Linked DNA regions of Mus musculus: region 2 is linked to region 1. Evidence: chromatin loops called from intact Hi-C (ENCODE). Cell type or tissue: gastrocnemius. All regions are shown on one strand.

Region 1 (8,000 bases):
ATAAGTAGAATAAGTTTAGAAATCATTTCAAGAATTGAAATGTATTAAGGTGTACCTAAGATGCTAGCAGCTGAAGTTGATCCCATCTATTTTCCTGTTTTCACGTGTGTCTAAACACTTCACTGTCATGTTTGTAAACTTACTGCCACCGTCATAGATACTCTGATATACTATGTATACACAACTCAAGTAAGCAGTGTCACAGACACAAGGTTCAATGGCGTCCTGATGTCCCTGTCTCCTACAGTGATGAGTACTTCAGGATGAAACTGCAGTGGAAGTCTGTCAGTGAGGCTCAGGAGAAGAGAAACTCACGCCTGAGAGACTACAGAAGTCTGATCGGTAGGTTTCCATACGTGATAGCATCGATACTGGGGCTCAAAAGAAATCCGAATTGGAAACTGTGGGTAATATACATTTATGTGTAGTCTAGCAGGCCTGTTAAATGATGGCCTTTGCATGTTTAAGTACTGATGGACTACTGTCATTCCAAAATGTGAATTACGGAAAGATTATATCCTTATTTTAAAAGACCTATTTTTTTTTATTCCCTGCGAAAGTGATGTTGTGCTTATTGTCAAAAATTAGAAACTGTAGGTGACCAAAAAGAAAATAAAGATTTGTTTTTGCTACCTGGAGATAATTATGGTTAGCTTTAATGTACATATCCCTGCTCCCCAGGGTCTGTGTAGTCAGCTATCCTGAGCTTGTCATGTAGGCCCGGCTGGTTTTGAAGGCTGAGCGTCTCTGCCTCTGCCTCCTGAGCTCTGATGCACACCATGCCGGGCAGTTTACTTTAGTTAAGGGATTTTAAGTGGGAAGTTTTTGAATTTGAAAATAGAGTATTTACCTGGAAATAACTAAAAAGAGATGCTTGGCACAGTTTTAGTGCTAAGACCATTTATAGACTTAGTCCTGGGATACCTGGCCCCTGTGGTAAAAATCAAATCTAAAATTATCGAAGGCTGCTGTACACACCTGCCTGGCCTATCTCAACTCACAGTTGGTTTTACACATGAGAAAACAGAAGCATTAATAAGAATGGCTTGTCCTTTGTCACATGGTTGATGAGAATGGAATCCAGGTTTAGTACTCGTGAACTGTCTTTTCATGTCTTGTTTTATATAAATTTGCATAACATTAGGACTTAGTCTCAAATTTTTATATTGAATTTATATATGGATGTTTATAGGTTTATAAACACAGAAAGTCTTTTTTTTAAAAATTTTTTAATTAGGTATTTTCTTCATTTACATTTCAAATGCTATCTCAAAAGTCCCCCATATCCCCCTTCCCACTCCCCTCCCCACCCACTCCCACTTCTTGGCCATGGAGTTCCCCTGTACTGAGGCATATAAAGTTTGCAAGACCAAGGGGCCTCTCTTCCCAATGATGGCCGACCAGACCATCTTCTGCTACATATGCAGCTAGAGACACGAGCTTGCGAGGGGGGTAGGGGTGGGGGACTGGTTAGTTCATATTGTTGTTTGACTTATAGGGTTGCAGACCCCTTTAGCTCCTTGGGTACTTTCTCTAGCTCCTCCATTGGGGGCCCTGTGTTCCATCCAATAGCTGACTGTGAGCATCCACTTCTGTGTTTGCTAGGCACCGGCATAGCCTCACAAATGCCTGACCTAAAGCTGTACTACAGAGCAATTGTGATAAAAACTGCATGGTACTGGTATAGCGACAGACAAGTAGACCAACGGAATAGAATTGAAGACCCAGAAATGAACCCACACACCTATGATCACTTGTTCTTTGACAAGGGAGCTAAAACCATCCAGTGGAAAAAAGACAGCATTTTCAACAAATGGTGCCGGCACAACTGGCGGTTATCATGTAGAAGAATGCGAATCGATCCATTCCTATCTCCTTGTACTAAGGTCAAATCTAAGTGGATCAAGGAACTCCACATAAAACCAGAGACAGTGAAACTTACAGAGGAGAAAGTGGGGAAAAGCCTCTAAGATCTGGGCACAGGGGAAAAATTCCTGAATAGAACAGCAATGGCTTGTGCTGTAAGATCGAGAATCCACAAATGGGACCTCATAAAACTGCAAAGCTTCTGTAAGGCAAAAGACACCGTCAATAAGACAAAAGGCCACCAACAGAATGGGAAAGTATCTTTACCAATCCTAAATTAGATAGGGGACTAATATCCAATATATATAAAGAACTCAAGAAGGTGGACTCCAGAAAATCAAATAAACCCATTTTTTTTTTCTTCTTGTCATTACTGTTGCCACTACCACCCACCTGTGGAAGAAAGAACTCTAATTTAAGCTGACTATACTGGTGTATATATGTAATTCCAGAACTTGGGAAATGGAGGCAGGCAAAGTGATTTGAATTTAGTCTCATAGTACACACACACACACACACACACACACACACACACACACACACAACATGATACATAATATGTAATTCTGGCCAGCCAGAACTACATAGCAAAACTCTTGTCTTAAGCAAAGAGCCCTCTAAGTTATATGTAGAAAGGTCAGTCTAATAATGAGTCTGTTGGCCATAACACCTCCTCTCCCAGTAAGTTCCTTATCTGCCTAAGGCAAAACGCTTGGGGCTCTTTGTCATGGGTTGAACGATTCCATCTGAAGGCACCTACTGTTTCCAGTGTCCGTAGAAAAAATGGTGATGAACTGTGTTCCCTTCACCTCTTGTTTGGACATAAAATGCCCAGCCTAGAAAGGATTCTTTTAATACATGCCGGATACAAGAACGGGATACTCCTGAAAGGCAGGCTGGGGCTAGACTGCGAGAGAAGAATGAGGCCAAGACAAATTGCTCTGATCAAAGCCCACGAGTTTACTAAGAGACTGTGCTTATAAAGGGGGGAGGCCCATCCCCCACCAATCCATTCTTGGTGCCCAGAGCCAGCCTGTAGGTGACTTGCAGGATAGGATGTGTCTCTGGAATGGCTCAAGGGTCTCTCAGCAGCGCAGGTGACTGAACAATAGAGCCATCTTGGTCTGAAGGCTACAGCCCAGGTGGCCCCACCTCAGTGGCGACAAGGTCTGCACCAGCCCACTTCAGGCTGGGGGAGGCTACACCGGATCATCTTCCCATTACACTTTAAGCTGTAGTAGCTCTCTTTTTGGTCCCTCATTCCTGAATAGCCTTGAACTCTTGATACTTCTGTCTTTACCTCCCACTTAGCTTAGTCTCTGTATGATTTGAATTGAGACATGGTTTTTTTTTTTTTTTCATTTTGTTCTTTTTTAGAGGAAAATAAAGATTACTGATTTGTTTAATCTGATATTCTAGTGGCTTTTAAAGCACTCATGCATGCACGTGTGATAAGTGGTCCACCGGGGCTTACTAGTCAGCTGGTCTTGCCATTTAGTGAGGCCTGGGTGCAGTGAAAAACACTGCTTCCAAAAAGGGCCAGGTGGAGCAGTGGGAAAAACCTTTGGGGTCACGCATGGATGTTCATGCCCCATGTATACCTGTAGACATGTATTCATGTCTGCACACCTCTGCACAGGAGGCTGTAGGTTTTGTGGGTCATAAGAAGGTGGATTTAAGTGTAATAGAAAACCATTGGGGCATTGTAAAAATGTATTATTTAGATTTGTTTTTGCTGCTAGGTGAAAATGGGTCATATCAAGTTGTAAATAGGAATAAGAAAGTTATCTAAGATACAAGCAGGACTACAGAAGCTTGGTCAGTAGGAGGTAGAAGTCTAAGTAAGAGATGGTGGCAGTGCAGAGTTAGAGGACCCACGTTGTTGATAGACTTGACAAGAACGTTGATGTATTGACTATTGAGTGAAACCTGGTGCGTAAGCTGACAGTTGCTCAAATGAGAAGGGCTTCAAGCTGGAACGTAGCTTGGGCTGAGTTATGGTTTATCGGCACACATTGGTAGCTGCTTGCAGAATAGCTCTAGAGGGCCAACAGCAGTGTGAGAACGGCCATTTGAGGCAGCGCCTAGTCCAGGTGAGAGGTGATGACTTCTTGGCGTGCGAGCCTGGCAACCGGCAAACTCACGGAGGCCGAAGCAGCTGTGGTATTTGTCCTGCAACTCCGAGGTGAGGGGGTTTCAGGGCAGAGGAGACAGCAGAGTCTAGACTTATTTTTCAGGGACCCTGAGGGTTTAGAGAAGAGCCCAGGACATCACCGCTAGAGTGGAGTCAGAGTTGGGGGTGCGGTGAACTGGTTTCTAGTTTGAAGATTTCGTGTCAGTGTCAGTGAAGGGAAGGAAGGATGAATGTCGTTTTTATTGTGAGCAACTGGAAACCTGGAGTTGCTGTGCTTTCAATACAGGAGAGAGAAGCCGGAGGGGGAGGCAGTTTTTAAGGGGCTATTTGGAATTCAGTTTTCGATAAATTGATGATTTTGAGGTATATATTGGGTATTCACTAACTAATATGTTAGTATGAGGGACCTCAAGTTGTAGGTGAGTTAAGAGCTGGAGATAAGTGTAGGGTCACCAACACACTGGTTCAGAGACTGAGAAAACTAATAACATTTGCCAACTAGGCAGGCTGGTGGGCAGAGGTCCCAGGAATGAGGTACTTGGGTACTTTCATTTACAAGTGAGGATGTTATGGGGAAAGCAGGGAAAGCAGCAGCAAGGGAGGAGGAAGGACAGCATGAGGCCATGGGTTCCTAAGAGACTCGTGAACACGGCTCAGGGCTTTTTGTGCGGACAGTGCTGAGGTGATCTGGGTTTGCTGGTAAGGGGTGCTTGGTGGCTTGTTGCTTGACAAGATCAGCTGAGCTCAGGAGGACCAGCAAAGCACTTGGACATGGCACGTGCAGGTTTGGCAAACGTCTCTAAGCAGATGGAGAGATTGGAGCAGCAGACAGGTGGGACCGAGGTTTCTGTGATGAGAAGACAAGCGCATGGTGGAGCGCAATAAAGAAAAACTGACCCAGGGCGCCCAAGAGCGCCATGTGTGGAGACCAAAGGACAGCTCTTTATGGAATCAGTCCTCCAGGAATTTTTATTTCCTTAATTAAAGCTTGACAAGAAGTAAAATAGGAAAGTCTGTGCTTGTTAGATAAAGCTTTGTATAAGAATCTGGGTTTTTGTTTTGTTTTATTTTTTAAATATGTGATTTTCTTCTTTAGAGAAAGATGTCAACAGAACAGATCGAACGAACAAGTTTTATGAAGGCCAAGATAACCCAGGGCTGATTCTGCTTCACGACATTTTGATGACCTACTGTATGTATGACTTTGATTTAGGTGAGTGCCCTGGGTCTTGCTTTAAATAAAGACTTGTGTGTGCTTGGTTTAGAATGTTATGAGCTGACTTGAAGTGGTAATTGCTTTGGAAGCCTATGAGGGTGTGACTCCACGGCAGAGCCCTAGATTGCCACAGCAGCCACGGGGCACTTTAGAGTTATTTTAGTTTTTTGAGAGAACAGCACGGATCCCTTCAGGATCCCTTCAGGGCACTTCTGTATCGGCTGAGGCAGTCTTAGGGGTGTGGCCTTAGCTGCATTTGTCTTGATGAAGCCACTTGTTTATTGTAAGGCTGGCTGGTTGGCCTTGCTGTGGTAAGGAAATGCATGTAAAGACTAAGGGGTGCAGGTGAAGAAGGCGCTGGCCTTGTCATGTCCAGCTTTGGAAAGTCCTGAGAGCCGGGCAGGGCTCGAGAGGAGCTCTGTTGTTGAGTGGACAAACACAGAGGCTGAGGTTAGGTACATCTCACCGGACTGCTTGGGCCCAGGGCATCTCCGTTTGTTAGCGTTCTGGATTTGAGCGCTTATCTAGAGGTTCTCGCAGAGGAGTGCAGCTGCTCAGATACCCTGGGCTGGAGAACCTTCCCTTCTGTATGGAGAAAGTCTTCTCTCTCCACACTGCACACAGTTGAATCCAGCTGAATCCAGCCAGACCATCACAAGGTGAGGAGCTGTGTTAAAGGATTGCAGCATTAGGAAGGCTGAGAGCTACAGCGCTGTACCTTCAGCACTGCAATCCATTGCGAGGGGCTGGGCCGGCTCTCCTGGAGTATGTGTGAACTACTTGTTCACATAATCAAGTACTGTAGGGTCATAACTGAGAAGTTACTGCACCATCAAAGAAAAGGAAGTTTAAGAGACAGCTTAGCTGCTAGGGAACTAATAAGATGAAATGCAGTTGCTAGCCTTGGTCAGTCAATACCAAGGGAAAAGGGAAAGCACTGGGTGATCGCTGCTGTTTAAAGGCGGGTTTTGTGGTGCTTTGTGTGAGGTAGCCAGTGTGGTGCATGCCGAAGCAGAGGGCATTTTCCACTGCTAGTGTGTTTGTGGTACGCTGCCCCTGGTCACTCTGGCCTTGTGACTTTTCTTTCTGATTATTTCAGTAATTCTTTTCCTTGAGGGTTTTCTTTGCCTGCCTGCCTAGATCCTCTGCAGTGCCTGTTTGAATGTGTGCATTTCACTTTCTTCTGGGTTATTTCTTCATCTCTTTCTTCTTTCTTTCTTTCTTTCTTTCTTTCTTTCTTTCTTTCTTTTTTTTTTTTAATTTATTATATGTAAGTACACTGTAGCTGTCTTCAGACACTCCAGAAGAGGGCGCCAGATCTCATTACGGATGGTTGTGAGCCACCATGTGGTTGCTGGGATTTGAACTCAGGACCTTTGGAAGAGCAGTCAGTGCTCTTAACCACTGAGCCATCTCTCTAACCCCTTTTCTTTCACATGGTGCTTTTGCACATCTTTAAAAAAATTTTTTTCATTAAAATATTATGCCATTTCCCTTCCCTCTGCTCACTCCAATCCTCTGTTACCCCCTTGCTCCCTCTAAAAGTCATGGCCTATTTTTCTTTAATTATCCGTGTGTGTGTGTGTTTGTGTGTGTGTGTGTGTGTGTGTGTGTGTGTAGATATATATTGAATGAGTGAATAAATAAATACAACCTGGGTCCATTCTATGCTGCCTGCATGCATATGTGTTTAGGGCTGATGCATGGTATTAGATAGCCAATGGAGGAGGTAGTCCATGGAAAACGAATCCTCCATCTCTCAGTAGTCATTGGTTGCCTGTTGCTAGGGTGGGGTCCCGTGATACTGCCTCTTTACCATGTCAACTGGTGCTTTCGTGGTTGAGATCTTGTGTGATAGCTGAATTGTTGAGAAGTCATGAGTGCAGCTTCCCCGTTGCATCCAGAAGACAAAATTGACTTCTTGGTCCTCTGGCTTTTAGAACCTTTCTGTCCTCTTTTCAGTAATGTTCCTTGAGTATAAGGGGTCATGTCGTAGATGTACTGCTAGCGATGAGCACCTCAGTGGTCAGGTGTCCACTATATTTTCACCAAGATTAGGACTTCTGTGACAGTCTGTGTCAAATGCTGAAGTGGCTTTTCTGAGGAGCGTGAGAGAGGCACCTGTCTGTGGCAGTGAGGTGTTGCCTGCCCTTGATGGCCATATCTGCAGTAGAACACACACTAGCAGCTAGATACCTGACTACCGTGGCACTCAAACAGCTCATATTTCTCATATACTTACTAGATTAATATCTTTTTATTTTTCTTTTCTTCATGAATGTATCTGCCAGGTTTTAATTCATAGAAAAGGAATTTTCAGCTACATGATGATGATATACACAAAAGGATTCATAAAATTTAGGTTTTCAGAGACTTTCCCCTTCTTTTTAGGATATGTACAAGGAATGAGCGACTTACTTTCCCCACTTTTGTATGTGATGGAGAATGAAGTGGATGCCTTTTGGTGCTTTGCCTCTTACATGGACCAGATGGTAAGCAGAGGGATTCCTCCTGTGCTCAGACCGACTCTGAAGCGTTCAGTCATGTTAGTGCCTGAGACTGATTGTAATATCTAGCCACTAGGGTGGAGCTTGAAATGTTTCCTGCATGATCTTGTTTTAATTCTTTTTAACAACTTTTCAAGAGGCTGGAGAAATATTAGAGTATGAAAATGGACAATATCTGTTGGTAGTGTGGTAATTATTGGGAACAGCAAATGCTTCTGTCCTGTCAGAGAGCCATGATGCCACCTTAGAAAACAGATGAGTAGATGAGTTCACATCT
Region 2 (8,000 bases), 210 kb before region 1:
GTCTTTGGAACACAGCTCAAATAAAAGAAAATGACCTGGAAGGTTGAGGGAGGGAAAATGAATGCAATTAAAAAGCAGACTCCAGCTACCTGTGTATTTTAATAATAATAATAATAAATAAAAAGGTCTTTAAGACACAAATGTATAAATCATAATGTGTGATTAAATAATGTGTGATTTAACTATACTAGCCACTTTCCGAATACAAAGTAGAAACTACGGTCTAGGGATGAGCCATGGACAAAGCACTGACAGGAAGCCAGGAGTCCGAGTTTTCAGGCCTGAGTCTACCTTTGCTTGCTGTACACTGCTGGGCAAGTCAGGGACTAACAGTACTTGCCACATCTCGCTCATGGAATCCCCGTAAGAAAATGACTTAATGTCCATGGTTTGAGATCCTGGGATAGAGAACGGCACAGAAGCACATCACACATTAATCGGTTATCCTGATGAGCAGCAGAACCATCCTACAGAGGGGGGTGGGAGCACACATCTAAGGCTACACTGAATTTTAGTAAGCAGGCGCTTGTGTGTTACATTATATTGACTGAAATCAGACTCTGAAAAAAAAGAGCAAACCCGTTTGCTTTACTAATTATAATACCCTTTGTGAGGACACCATTAATCAGATTTTACTATTATAAATGTAAACAGCACCTTATTTTCAGTTCTGTGAGGCCCTATGGCTGCATTTGCTTGACAGAACTTAGCAAGAAGAGTGGCTACAAAGGATATGCTGATTGGTTTGGTTGTTGCTTTCTTTTTCCCATTAATTCATGTATTCACTTTACATCACAGCTGATCGATCACACACACACACACGCACACGCACACGCACACGCACACGCACACGCACCCCGGGCCTCACTTAGCCCCTCCCCCATCCCCAGGATCGGTTAACTCTTACAGACTGACAAGGCACCTGCTCCTAGACTCTGAAGAACTGATCACAGCAAGGACAGTGAATGTTAGTAAAGTGGCCCCAGAAAAAGCTCTCGGTATAAAACAGTGGCTTTGCCGTCTTTGGTAAATTTTCTTTGTTATATACAAACATTTACAACAAACAAACAAAACAAAACAAGAAACAAACACCTTAACTCCTTACCCGGTTATGGAATTCATAGTTGGACCAGTAATCAGCACTGCTAAAAGGGATGGGGTATCGGGCAGGCACCGTAACCAAACATCTATTTACTAGGTCAGTAAAAAGTTTGAATTCTTGGACTTTGTTTCTGGATCCAGCAGCTCTATTATTGGCAAAGACAAGATAACTGCCAAAAGAAAGACATGGTGCTTCAGAATAATTAAGCCAGTAACTCAGCACAAGCCGATCCCCTTATCCCCACCCCAGGACTATTCTAAACCTCCCATCCTTAAACAGAACTGCACTTACTCCATCCAAATCTTCTGCACAATATCAGACCTCATGGCCACCCCTAACGCCGCCTCATACGCTTCCACTGTCTCTTTAATACTGGACTGTAGAGGATGGCAAAGGCTGTTGAAGAAATGAAGAAAAGAAATGCTTCCAGTTTAGTCTTGTTAGGTAAAGTCTCCTTGCGTTTGTCTGTCAGTGGATGCGGGGCTCGGCATCGCTTTGGATCCGCTTCACTGATTCTTTATTACATCATAATTCAGTACACATTACATCATAATTCAGTACACATTACATCATAATTCAGTACATCAACTCTAAGTGCAAGAGAAGCTGAGCATGCAGCGTCTTCGCCACAGTGGGGAATGTCTCACCAGTAAATCAGCCATAAATAAGGGACTTGGTTGTTAAATGCATCATCATCGAAATTCCCTTTGCATAAGCACGCTGGAATGTCGAGTGGTCCTGGAATATTTAAGAGATACCTGAAAGGAGAAAATCCCAGCAATGTATGAAATTATGCCCAGGTACTCATGCAGACATTAATAATCATGAGTTTCAACCTGATTGAAATATTTCTACAAAAGAATAAATTTTTCAAAAATCATACCTGCTCAAATTTTACTTTTATACCAATATGAATTAACTATCCCCAAATAAACTTGTAATTCCCAAATGAAACAAATCATCTAATTGAAGCTTATTAGAAATAAAAAGGCCAAATGAGATTACAAAGCATCTGAAATTTCAACAAAATCTGTTAACTGAATCTCCACTCACATGCACACAGAAGTTTAATTCATAATAATAAAATAAAATGCTGACTACAACCATTTCTCAGAAAAAGAGCCATTCTCAAAGCAGCAAATGCTCTGAATTATATCACCCCATTTCAGAGAAAAAAAAAAAGTACTAAAGGTTCTTAGAAACCTGAATAATGAGCCTCTTTAATGTTCACTCCTTCAGCTTTCCCTTCATTGTATCTGAATGCCTTTATGTGTAATAGCAGAGTCTGAGATTCACCTAACCTTGAAATGACAATCTAGTATAATCACTTACATTGGGTTTTAAAAGGACTGTAAAGGGAAAACTTTTAAAGGGTTAGCCCAGGAAGGCAGCAAACATGGAGAAGTTGGGTTAGCATCGTACACTATCACAGCTGGCTCTATTACTTTGAGTTCCAGTTGATTTCTAAAGACTTTAGAATCCGCCACTGAAACTGAAATGACTTCAAATCTAACATACATAAAACTGTATTATCTCTAGGGCAACTTCCTGAAAGTGAATGGAAACAAGGTAACTTTCTAAATTCATTTGAAACAAATGAAATAGTTCTTACTGCTTATCATCTTTATACTAAATTCTATGAAGAGTTGATCAAATCCATTTCTAGATAAGTATGTTTTGCTTTATAATTTCTGCCTTACAATTGTATCTTGAATACATTGTGAGCACTGATTTCTACTAATAAACTAGTTATTATATACACTCAAAATTGTATACATACTTACGGTGTATACACATAAACATAACAATAGCCAAAATCACCTCACTTCCTGGTACTCTCTCAACATTCAACTCAAAAGACATTTTGTCTTCTCACAGTATAGTCCAGGTTGGTCTTAAATGCACACCTTTCTACCTCAGTCTCTCAGGTGCTTGGACCACAGGTGGGTGCCACCATGGCTAAAGGCTTCTTAAATTAATCCTTGTACAGACAAGAACATTAGTGCTATCTAAATAAACTAAGTGTCTTTTTCTAATTCTTGGTGATATATGATTATTTCACGAAAGAATTTAATAAAACAAGATGTCAGTAAAAAAACAATAAGGTAATTTAGAGGCAATCTAGTTCCAATGTTTTATTGGTAGTGTTTTTTATTCTGCTCAATTAAGCTAGCATCAAGATCTAAAGACCTCTGATTAGTTACCAGGGCAAAATCTGGCATCATCCCCCTGTAAGCTAAACCAATTATCTCCATGCCCAAGGGAAAACCCGAGCACAAGGGCTGTCAGGGCTTTGTTTGCCTTGAATTAGTCTTTTGCCAAAGTTTGAAAACAAACCAATTTAATTTTAAAGACAGAAAAAAAAAATGTGTGTAGGAGAGGATCAACTTCTAACTTTTTTCTGTTTCTTGTCTGTTCATTGGCATTTTGCTTGTAACTATCTTTAAAATATTAATGTACATATTTTAACAATTTTTAAAGGCACTACTAATTAGGACAATTAATTGACAAGCTATAAAGGTCCTAATTTACAAAAACAAACAAACAAAACAAAACAAAACAAAACAAAACCTGAGGTAGCTAGACCTTTTTTTGAATCTGACTTACTAGGAGATAGCTGGACAGAGAATTCAGGTTTTAAAACACTGGCTTTTCTCCCAAAAGGCCTGGGTTCAATTGTCAATGTCCATGGTTATGGATTATGTTAGTCTCTTTAGCAAATCACAACCACCTGTAATTCCAGCTCGAGAGCATCTAAAGCTCCCTTTCTGGCCTCCTTGGGCACAGGCACACAACATGATACACAGACAGACGTGCAGGCAAAACACCTATACCACAAAGTCCATGTTTCTATTAAAAGATAGACTAAGAAGAAAGAGGGAAGGTAGCAGCTAGGTAGAAATATAATCTACACATATACTTTGACTTGCTATCACGAAACTAAGATTTTATCTTCACTTATCAGTATTTTCTATAAGAATTCTTTTAGGAGACTGACAAGACGACTCAGTGGTCAAGAGTAGGTAAGTATTCAAGTGCTACATAAGCGGTCTGAAATGTAATCAGTCAACAATAAAAACTATCCTTCCACGGGCCTAAACTCTTTCTCATTCCTCTATAGACCAAATTTCCACAACTTACCGAAATAAATCCACATTACTGTACTTCTCAAAGCCAGGTTTAAAGAAGGATCCAACGAACTGCCTCAGAACTGGAAGAAGCTTATCACCTCCGTCCTAGGAAACGAAGGATTAACACGAGTCAGGCCTGTACCTTTGAAAGCCTTTTAACAGACATGATGAGATTATTTTTCTTGGTCAGATGGGAACACAATGAGTAAACTTCATCCTCCCTTCTTGTGCCAACTGGTTCCATAATCACCTGTGAGGACTATGCTAATTGTTATTTGATATGAAAGGCACCATTCCCACGGCTGAGGACCCTGGTCTATATAAGCTATATAAGTGGCCAGCAAGTGGGCACGGACAAGCATGCATGCTCAGAGCGCAGGCGTGACTTTCTGCTCTGGAGATGAGGGTGACCAGCTGCTTCATGCTCCTGGTGCTGCAAGAAGCGGACACTAACCTAGAACTGTGAGTTTAAATAAATCCTTGGTTCCCCTAATTTGCTTTTTGTTGGGGTTTTTATCACAACAAAAATGAATTTGAAACACCTCTGGATTAAATTCAACTAACCATTAAACAATGTATCTAGTATTATCAAAGGCTCAAAATCACCCACTAAGTTTTTTTAAGATTTTCATTTATTTATTTTATGTATATGAGTATACTGTCACTATCTTCAGACACACCAGGAGAGGGCATCAGATCCCATTACAGATGGTTGTGAGTCACCATGTGGTTGCTAGGAATTGAACTCAGGACCTCTGTAAGAGCAGTCAATGCTCTTAACCGCTGAGCCATCTCTCCAGCCCCCACCAACATCATAAGCAGCTATCACATTTGCCACTACCGTGGATACTTTAGTGTAATCATGAATAACATGGTTTGTGCTCTTGAGGCGTTCTTAGAGACAAAGCCCTGTAAGAAATGCAATGGTAACCCTGCAGGAAGAGTAGGACAATCTAGCCTAACCTAGGAAAGAAGGACCAAGAAGAAGGCTATGCTATCGGGAGAAGTCACTGGTGACGGAATACAAAACACACTGTGTTTAAGAAGCAGGAGTTTTTTGGGTTCTTTTGGTTTTTTTACCTGCAAGATGAAAAATTTGCAGAGATGATAAAAAATTTCCGCATTCTGAGGGTTATTTTCAAATGCAGTAAGCCAAACCCTTCGGGCTTTGTCATATCGATCTGTTTTCAAATACAAAGCTGCAAGGGTTTCCAATAACTGGCAGTTTGTGGGACACGACTCCAACAAGCTTGTGCAAAGCTCCACTGCCTCCTCATACCTTAGGAAGAAGAAGACGGCTAAGACTCTGTGAGGATGAATTTTAACAGAGCTGTTTGTTCATTAAGCTTTACCTCTCTAGGAGTTGGTGTAGAGCGATCATGTTTGTGTAAAGTGGAAGGCAGACCTCTATTCTTTCTCCACTGGTAAGGGTCTCATCTGTACAAGCTTTCACCGCATCTACCACAAAACATACAATCAATCATTTCACTCTGTTATACTGAAAAGGCAACAGAAACCCCATTTGTCTCCATTTAAGGACCAAGCCTGGTTTCAAAAAAGGCCATAAGGTACCAACTTCATGAACAGACCATAAGTCCCAGAAGCCAAGTCATAAGACACCAGCTCCAGGAACAGACCATAAAATCCAGAACAAGATCATAAAACCCTCTCCCCCAAATAACAGCCTGCGGATAACCACAAAAATGGGCATATCTCAGGATGGGCCGTCTGTGCTGGGCAGCCCTATCTCATCCTATAGCTAGACATTCATGACATAGGAATGCAGACCACTGACCACCTGGAACCCCCTAGCACCCACAATGAAATTTTAGATTACCCAAACCTTCCAGAGAGTCGTCTTCTCCCCACCCCCCACCCCCCCCACCCCCCCTCAGTTCCCTATAGGAAGACCTGTATGCCTTTGTCTGGGGTCACCATTTTAAGAGAATGGTTGACCCCGCATGCTGGTTGTTTCTGCATGCTAACTGAGTCTGGGGTCCTCCTTCAGCGATGTTTGGATCCTTACATTACCAACTCTAAGACACCCTTACTCATCCTTTTTGTCCTCACTTACCTGCCATTTACCCTGACTTCAGGTATCACCACACTCCTACACTTCTATATTACCTTATATTCCTGTTCCAAGTAGAACCATCTCACAGGAGATCCCACACAATAAGCCATATTTTTACTTAAATTAGCATCAGCAATTACCTTAAATTCCTTAAACTCATCCCAAAAATAGAACCACAAAATTATCTTTAAATCTTTCTCTGATCACTTAAAAGAAGTCTTTCTTTGATATCTCACCTAGATTTTTCCCTTGAAGAAAAAAAAAAAAAAAAAAACCTAGCCCTCCACACCCCCCACCCCACCCCTGAAAACATAACATTGGTCCTCCAGTTGGTTTTCCACCTTCTTTTGAAATGGTAATGTCACTCTGCAGACCGCAAACACTCCACAGCACTCAGAATGCTAGCAGGAATCCAGTCTTTCCTCCCGTCATGGGGTCCTGGAGATGCACTACACCACCGGGCTTGGACCAGAGCCTTCAATGGCCTGCCTGTGTTAGTTCTTTTCTCTTTTCTTCTCCTCTCCTTTCTTCTCCTCCTCCTTCCTTCCTTCCTTCCTTCCTTTCTGACCTGCCTGCCTCCTCCCTTTTCTTATACACCCGTCACAGAAGCCATATTTGTTTCCCTATATAAAGTAAAAATTCATCCACTTTCTCCTTAAAGACTCTCTTATATCAATCAAGTCTTTAAAGGATCTTAAAATCTACCATCATTCCATTAATCAAGCAAATTCTTTCCATTGTCTAACAGAATTTTTATAAGGACTCTCCCTCAAGTTCTTCTTTGAATTCACTACACAAGCTCTCCTTAGCTTGTCTTATCTTTCCCTAAGCTCCTCTAACAGGAGTGACCTTTCTTCCCTTTCCTCACTGGGACATTCAAAAGGATTTACTAAATACTTAGTAAATTATAGAGATTCATCCCCAGCCCTTAGGAAATACAGAGAAGCAAGCAGAGCTCTCAGAGTCTTTGAGAGGGACCCTTGGACATATTGTGGTCCTGCTTCAAAGCTCAGCTCCGACTCTCAGACACCTTTCTTGAACATGAAAACCTACAGTAATCGCCCCATCTTGAGTCTAGGATTTGTACCAAATAATTCTACAAATGCCAAATTCTTACTTCTGTAGCACACAATTTACACTACATACTAATACACTATATATATGGTCTTATATACTTCATAATTATGTCAAGTGCATAGATCTTCTGACAGGATTATATACTTATTTTAGGGAGGAACAGGTTTTAAACTCAATTGCATGTTCAATGGCAGATATATGTTTAACATATAATAGTCATAAAATTAACTTTGGATAAAATATTAACTACATTAAAAAAATCAAAACACATCCTTAAAAGACTGTCAGAACAAAATAAAAAACAAGCAAACTTAGTTCTACAATTCAATCAACTCCTCTAACCTGATTATGTTATCAGTAAGTGTGTGCAATCAGATGCACATGCACTTAATAACAATACCTTAATCTTGCATCCTTTGCCATAATTAAAAAAAGCCACAGTGTAGATTTTCAGTTCATATATCTAATGACAAATAATATAGTAATAGTAAAAATACTTAGATAATGAAGTGCAATTACAGCATAAGCTATCCCATTTTATAAAGAATGATAATAAATAAATGAACTGATGTTCAGAACAACGGTTTTGTGACTTGTAATGCTTGATATTATAATT

What was found. Hi-C counts contacts between places; a loop is a spot of excess contacts. Peaks named below come from ENCODE experiments on the same cell type or tissue, not always from the same donor. Only the 100,000 strongest peaks of a DNase experiment are listed, where the experiment ranks them.
Region 2: it touches region 1 in a loop (2.5-fold over the local background); 5 of 42 quality-filtered maps call a loop at or near these places.

The regions. Positions count from the first base shown.
Region 1 is chr10:115,209,904-115,217,903 of GRCm38, reverse strand. It overlaps Tbc1d15 (TBC1 domain family, member 15), which reads left to right. Exons shown (of 17, transcript NM_025706.3): 10 at 248-342; 11 at 5,097-5,213; 12 at 7,608-7,708. Among named protein-coding and RNA genes, the nearest start is that of Tph2, 29 kb to the right of the region's middle. In gastrocnemius, no CTCF peak of the experiment used is centred here; DNase peaks (open chromatin) are centred at 4,550 and 4,789.
Region 2 is chr10:115,420,896-115,428,895 of GRCm38, reverse strand. Zfc3h1 (zinc finger, C3H1-type containing) reads right to left here. Exons shown (of 35, transcript NM_001033261.2): 25 at 5,586-5,691; 26 at 5,314-5,512; 27 at 4,244-4,338; 28 at 1,750-1,860; 29 at 1,394-1,498; 30 at 1,106-1,271; 31 at 1-35. Among named protein-coding and RNA genes, the nearest start is that of Zfc3h1, 40 kb to the right of the region's middle. In gastrocnemius, no CTCF peak of the experiment used is centred here; no DNase peak of the experiment used is centred here.